2 separate regions of the Homo sapiens genome follow, and region 2 is linked to region 1. Evidence: chromatin contacts called from ENCODE Hi-C or POLR2A ChIA-PET data. All regions are on one chromosome and are shown on one strand. Each heading gives the region's core, a stretch centred on a gene start or an enhancer-like site at or near the end of the contact. The rest is flanking DNA. Distances are from core to core; before and after follow the strand shown. Region 1 holds the start of APOBEC4 (apolipoprotein B mRNA editing enzyme catalytic polypeptide like 4). Region 2 overlaps C1orf21 (chromosome 1 open reading frame 21).

Region 1 (3,470 bases), core at 673-3,172:
TCATATGGAAGTGCTATGTTCACCTTCTGTCTTCCTCAGCCCACATCAGCTCATTCATTGCTGTATTTGATACAGCTTGATCTCTAGCCTGAAACCTGCAGAGTTCCTATGCTAATCCTATCCTGGGCAGAAAATATGTTAAAAGCCTCAATCCAGCTGTAGGTGGAATGTAGCTTTATTCATGTCACCATTATCTTAGTGGCTAATATCCTGCAGTAACTCTGGCACCACATACCCACCAGATTCTAGATTTCTCCTAGCCTCTGCTGTGTCATCTTAATCCATAGGATTGGACATTAGCTTTGTTTTTTCCTTAGTACTATATTTTCCTGATGTAACTGAATTCCTGCCTTGAGGCTTCCTAGACCTTGTCATAGCTTTCCTTCTAGAGAGCTGGATTTAACCCTTGGCAGTGGACGATCTCTTGGAACCTGACGCCATTTCCTGCTTACTCCCGAGCATTGTTTCCTCTCTGGACCTCCTCCTTGCTTAGCCTTCATCAGGCTGGATGGATCTCTCCATCAGAACTTGCCAAAACCAAGCCCAAACTTTCATGCTTTTTAATATTGTGCCCTTGATGTGGTCGACTTATGGGTGGTACACCGGACATCCAGGTTACTGCTCAGATTACAATTTCAACTCACCCATAGACAATTTACAGATTGATTTGGCTAAATGTTATGGAAACAGAACCAAAAGGCACTTTTCTGTCTTTATTACTATTTCTTAAGGTGATGTGTATGTGGAGTTAACTATATATAATGGTCCCATAATTACCCTTTTGGGAAACAAAAGTCTTTGTGTGTTTTTAGATAAAGGTAGCAAAATGGAAACTCCCTATTGCTTTTCTAAGCACGCCTTCCTTTGCACCCCCATCTTCTGTGGCTGTTTTAGCCAGAAATGATACATCATTACTGTCTTTAAGGAGATGGAGAGGACTGTGGCTTTAACACATAGTGGAGGGAGCTCTGTAGTCTCATTCTTGCTGACAACTTTTCAGTGTCAACCAACTATAGTTTCCTATTGGTGAAGTTTTCACTTTTTCAGAGTCTTTCTGGGCTTGTTCTTTGATCACCCTCATCTGAAGAGGAAGCAGGAAAGAACTGTTGCCCTCTTTGAACTCTTAGAGAATTCATGGTTTATTGTATCAATTTGTTATCGACCACAGATTATCTTGTTAACTTTTGGTATCTGTCATTTTATTCTCCCCAACCAGGTGGAAATGTACCCTGTTTAGGCCCAGGACCTACCTTAGCAACCTTGATTGGCTCACAAGCCAGGTTGCTTAAGACTTGTTTCCCCAGCAGCTGGTGTCCCTACTTCCTGCCTAGCCCTTTTCCTTTTGCTTTGTCTGTGCTTGGGAAATACATGTTATACTCTGTAGAGCAGATTTGCTGGCAGTAAGAACAGAGATGTGTAGAGCCCAGCGTGCTGGAGGGCTCTCTGCATCTGGCTGTGAGTGGCCCCTGGACTGGGACCGTGGGAGGACAGCTTTCCATAGTTTAACATAAATGAACCACACCATAAGGACAATCTGCTCTCATTTCACTCAACTAGGATTTAGTGAGTACTGTTAAAGCACAGTTTGCACTGGAGTAATTGGAGAATGGAGTTTGCCCTTCACAATCTGTGCACAATCTGTTAGCAGCTAAAAACAAATGTTAGCAGTTATAATTACCATCAATTTGTCTCCAGGCTTGGATCACATTCCAGGTGTTAGAAGAGATGGTCCATTTCCTTTTTTTTCTCCTTTAAGTCCCATGCCCTGTTTCAAGTAGCTTCAGAAGGCAATTGTGCTGTAAAGATTCACCTTGTAATGGGTTCAGGACTCTTTCACAGTTTGTGTCTATTCGTTCATTTGAACTTTGCTGTTCCAAGTTAGAAAGCCCTTGCTGAGGTGTGGCTACCTCTAAGAACACTGTTGATTGGGTGCCATGGTAACGTTTGCAAAGTAGCTACTGCTAGGATACAGCTCTGACACTTATTACTTTATTTGCATATCAAGCCACCTGTTCCAAAGATGAAAATATACAGGACTGCATATCCCAGTCTGGGTAAAAGGATAATAGCTGACTGTTGAAGAGAACATGTTGCAGTTTTTCTCCTGCTAGCTGAAGAATCAAGTTCTGAGGGCCTGCTCCTCAGCACCTTTCTCCTGGTCTAGAGTAGGTGCCAGGCCTGGCGGTTCTGTTGCCTGCGTGGGTGCCAGGGCTTCTCCTTGGGAGGCTTGCCCTCTGTGAGAGGGAGCAGAGAGTTGACTTCCTCCAAGAGGCCCATAGTCCCTGAAGGGGGTGTTTTTGATTCTGTCTAAACCTAGGCTATGTGTTAGCGGTTTCCCTCCTCTTAGAAATTGCCTGGAAGACTCTTGCTATTGGTATGTATGTGGTTCCCTCCAGTTTAAGACAAGATTTGTTCCAGGATCGGTTGTAGCCCCTTCTCTGTGGCTAACGGAAGAGCCACTTGTCCTTCTCCATTCTTTTCCTTAGTCTCCCTTGACCCCCACATCATCTCCTAGACACAAGGCACATTGATAGTCACAATTCACTGTCAATCACTCTGGATTATTCCCTCATTCCCCTTTCCCAGGCCACCTGAAGGAGTGAGTGGGGATTGCTATTGTGTACATTCCAGTAATAACTATTGGCTGTAAGCAGACATACTCTAAAAATAACTCAGGGATACTGAGCACCCAGAGGGCACCTTCTGTCTTCTCGAAGCTTCGCCACGCCTGTTTCCACTGTCAGACTTCCAGTCTGCACCACAGCACACATCCTTTCTCATCCAGAGTGCTCCTACTAGACGAGATGTTTTTGTCTCCTAAGGGCCTCAGGTGTATTCATGAACTCCTCAGCTGGTTATTTTCAGTTTCATCTTCCTTGGTGCTTGCTCTGGCACATGGTCACTGCTGCATCCTGTCCCTTCCCCACAGTTTGCCATGGGTCATCCCTTTTTTCTCATTGCTTGCATCTTCTAACTGAATGAACTTGTAAATATGGAACTGAAAGTCAATCCTCATAGCTCATCTTTTATTTAATCCTAATAAATGACAATCTATTGCAAACATTACTTTAAAAATATTACTTATCAAAAGCTGGGTGAAAGGATAATAGCTGACTGTTGAAGAGAACATGTTGGGGTTTTTCTCCCGCTAGCTGAAGAATCAAGTTCTGAGGGCCTGCTCAGTTCTGTAAGAAAGTATTAGCTGTCTGACAGGTTCCAGTGAGGGGAGGAAAAGACAAAAAATATAGTCCCCAAATCTGCACCAGCATCCCATGTGCACTGTGCACCTTCCATGGTGGATTAGATGCTCAGCAAATGATATACCTATGGAAGGTTAAGCCTAAAGAAACAGGAAAAATGAGCCTTTGTCCACTAGCACATTTATCAATTGCATTTTAGGGTGATTTTAGGGATAGGCAACCCCAATTAGTCATTATTCTTTAAAGGTAGTTGTCTGTTAGATGTAGGAA
Region 2 (3,303 bases), core at 193-2,692, 840 kb after region 1:
TGTCAGTACCATAGGGTGATAAGGCAAAAGGTCTCTTTTTCCAAGGAGTGGGGGAAGACTTGTAAAGAGGATGATTAAAGCCTCAGCTGAGTCTTAAAATATGAATACCAGCCAAAGGAACTAAGTGAGACAGAGCAGGAGGTTTAGGCTGAGAGTCAGTGAGAACAAAGGCTTAGAGGTACACCACACATACAATATAGCAGGGGAGACTGGGAAACTTTAACCAACTGGTGGAGACATAACTTTAGAGAATCTCACATTAACGGCAGGAGTCTTAAATATTTGAAAATTTTACTCTGGATTTTTTTTCAAGACACTTAAAAGCTCACATAGACAATGTAAGAATCATGTTAGGGATTGGCAGTTAGGTGAAGATTTAGAAAACAGAAAATTTGATGCTAATTCCTTAAGCTGTCTAAGTGTTCAGCCTCACCTCAGGTTAGATGATTATGAACCCTGAGTAATAATGCCAGAACATGGCCTTATGTAGATGAGACCGTTTACCAGGAAGGGTTAGTAATGATTATCTCTGGGTGGTGCTGATTACTAGTTAGTTTTTGTACTTCTTTTATATTTTCCAAATATTCTACATCCCTTTTTCTAAAGAAGTTTTGTGAAAAAAAAAAAGCATTTTATAACTATGTAGGTGGTGACATTGAGAAAGAACTTGTGGAGCAAGGTATAGTGGCTAATCATATTAATTTGGGAACCAAACTGATAGGTTCCTCATTTGTAAAATTGGAACCTACCTCATAAGATGCTATGAGGATTAAATGAATTAATAAGTAATAAAACACTTAAAATAATGCCTGGCACACAAAAAGTGCTGTATAAATAATCAGTGAACTTTATTTAGAAAGTTCTCTGGATTATTCTCTCATAAACAGCACATTTTCATCTTTATGACAGTAAAGTTTAGCATAGTGCTTTTTTTAATAAGAAGAATAAAAACTTCATTCAGAAAAAGCAAAACTTTTTCCTTAAAGTTCATTTACCTGCAGATATCATTAGTGTGTGTAGTACTTTCCTTCTTTCTTTTTTTTTTTTTTGAAACAGGTTCTGTCTCACTCTGGTTGCCCAGGCTGGAGTGCAATGGCACGATCCCAGCTCATTGCAGCCTCAACCTCCCAAGCTCAGGTGATTCTCCCACCTTAGCCTCCTAAATAGCTGGGACTACAGGTGCAAGCCCCCCATGCCCAGCTAATTTTTTGTATTTTTAGTAGAAACAGATTTTCACCATATTGCCCAGGCTGTTCTCGAACTCCTGAGCTCAAGCAATCTGCCCACCTTGGCCTCCCAAAGTGCTGGGATTACAGGCATGAGCCACTGTGCCCGGCCCTTTTCCTTTGTTTTTAGCAGTAACCGTTATGGTTACTTATAGCAAAGTTCTGGGCCACAGGCTATGAATCATCAATGACAGTGACCTTCGGGGCTTTGCTAGCTCACATGACACTGGTTAAGTGGTTTGGTTTCATTTTGCCTGTTTTCAGCCCTGCACCCAAGAGGTTGCTTAAGCTATGAGAACAAAAGTAAAGATAGGAAATAACTATGATATAATTCCATATCTCAAGTTTATTTTTAGCTAACGGGCCTTGTCTTGCTCTTCATTCTGAGGCGTAAAGTCTCTTAGGAAGAGAAGGAATCAGAAGCATGATGCAGAGTTTGACAATGACTAATTTGAAACGGAGCCATCTTCATTCTTTGTAACTTTAATCTCAATTTCTCAGTTTTTCTCAAATTTTCTACTGTAAGCAAACCTTCACAGAAATAACTCCTCTTAGAGATCACAGTGAGCTATGTGCTGTGTAAGGTTTTATTAGAACAAGCACATAAACAAAAACAAGTGGCTGTAAAGCCCAGTGAGCCCAGTTTATAGAGAAGCCATTGACTTGCCTGCAGAACCTGGTTACATTTGGATTCTGCCACAGAGTAACCATGCTACAGGGTGACCTCTGTGGGCTCTGGTTTCTGCGTCTTGGGAGTGAGTGGGTGGAACTGTGTGATTGCTATGGGAGTGTTGAGTGCTAATGTTCAAAGGTTCTATTTACCTGCTCCCCACACTATGGACAATTCACTCAACTGTGTGGTGTCAGTTTCTTTCCTGCAGTGGAGCCATTGGCAAGATTATATATGATTATTGCTTTGTTGATTGCTCTCAGAAAAAAATGGTGGTGGTGGTAGTGTTCAGCTATTAAAAGCTTTATGGTCCAGAGTTGACCAAATTGTTAATTGCATTGTGATATTTACTTTTTCAATGAAAAATTAGAAAGAAGTATCACCAATATCTTCTGTAGCTTCAGAACATTACCATGAGCCTGAAGGTGAGAAAGCTTGAAGTGTGTGGAGTTGTATCTCTGCTTCCACCTTGGCTGGCTGGTTTGTAAATTTATCTTTCATCCACTGATGCTTAAATTGGTGCTGTGCAGCTGCTGCTAGTCAGTGAAGGATTCCATTTGTTGGCTTTCTGTTTAAAGGTTTGTGGTAGAAGTCAGGGTAGGGTAGATTGGTCCTGTTGTTTGAAAAGGATAATGAAATATCTAATAGAAGACAGTTATAAACAAAATCTAGGCCAAAAGGAGAACATTTAATTTCCCAGGTTGCTGATTTTCTCAAGAGCTACTGTACTATGATCTGATCACTCTGAGAGTGTGGTTTTGTTTATTAACTTATATAGCTGTACTCTGTTGGTCCAGCCAGACTATAATAGGGCAAGAAGAAGTAAAAATTTACAGAAAGTCAGATTCTAAAGGATTATATTTCTGTGGCTATAATATTAAGTATATATAAAATTCTCTAAAATGTAACTCACAACACATGTTTAAACTATGAATAAAAATGGTCTTTGACAGTTTTTTAAAGGTTACATAATTAAAGTTTCTTGGTTGGAACAGCCATAGCTGGGGAAGATGCCTGCTGGAGAGGACACAGGCCGTGAGGAATACAATGTTTATAGTCAGCTTTCTTCATAGTAATAATCTGTGCTGGAAGCTATAATATAAATGTACATTTACATTTTATCTAAAAATAATTTTAAAAGTTTATGTACATGGCTATAAGCATTGAAGGTAAAAGAGTAAGGGTGAAGTGAAAAATCATGATGTTAAATAGCACATCTTTGAAGCTAATTAATTCCTTCAAATTGCAAAACAGTCACACGAGTACAAATCTTTATTTAGACTACGTTTGATTTTCATTTGAAAACCACATTCAAGACAAGCTAAATTACATTTAAATTCCCTTCCAGCTATAGATATGCATGCCTCACTGTATAAATGTCACTGTTGATTTTGATCTATAACCAAA

The links. Hi-C counts contacts between places; a loop is a spot of excess contacts on that map. ChIA-PET counts read pairs that join two places held with the same protein, here RNA polymerase II (POLR2A). Pooled maps may share reads with other maps.
Region 2: a loop to region 1 is called in a map with no recorded cell type, with 3 times the contacts of the local background. The contact joins the enhancer-like site here to the promoter of APOBEC4 in region 1. A Hi-C loop is called at or near these places in 1 of 37 single-sample maps with no recorded cell type and 3 of 50 pooled maps. POLR2A ChIA-PET finds 5 or more read pairs at or near these places in 1 of 52 experiments (WTC11).

What each region holds. Positions count from the first base shown.
Region 1 is chr1:183,651,394-183,654,863 of GRCh38, forward strand. APOBEC4 (apolipoprotein B mRNA editing enzyme catalytic polypeptide like 4) reads right to left here and starts at 1,923. Exons shown (of 2, transcript NM_203454.3): 1 at 1,679-1,923. It also overlaps a transcript of RGL1 not described here.
Region 2 is chr1:184,490,314-184,493,616 of GRCh38, forward strand. The region is part of intron 2 of C1orf21 (chromosome 1 open reading frame 21); the gene reads left to right. Among named protein-coding and RNA genes, the nearest start is that of C1orf21, 100 kb to the left of the region's middle. Within about 2 kb of position 1,443, at least 22 of the 41 ENCODE cell types and tissues checked have a DNase peak (open chromatin) inside an H3K27ac peak, as active enhancers do.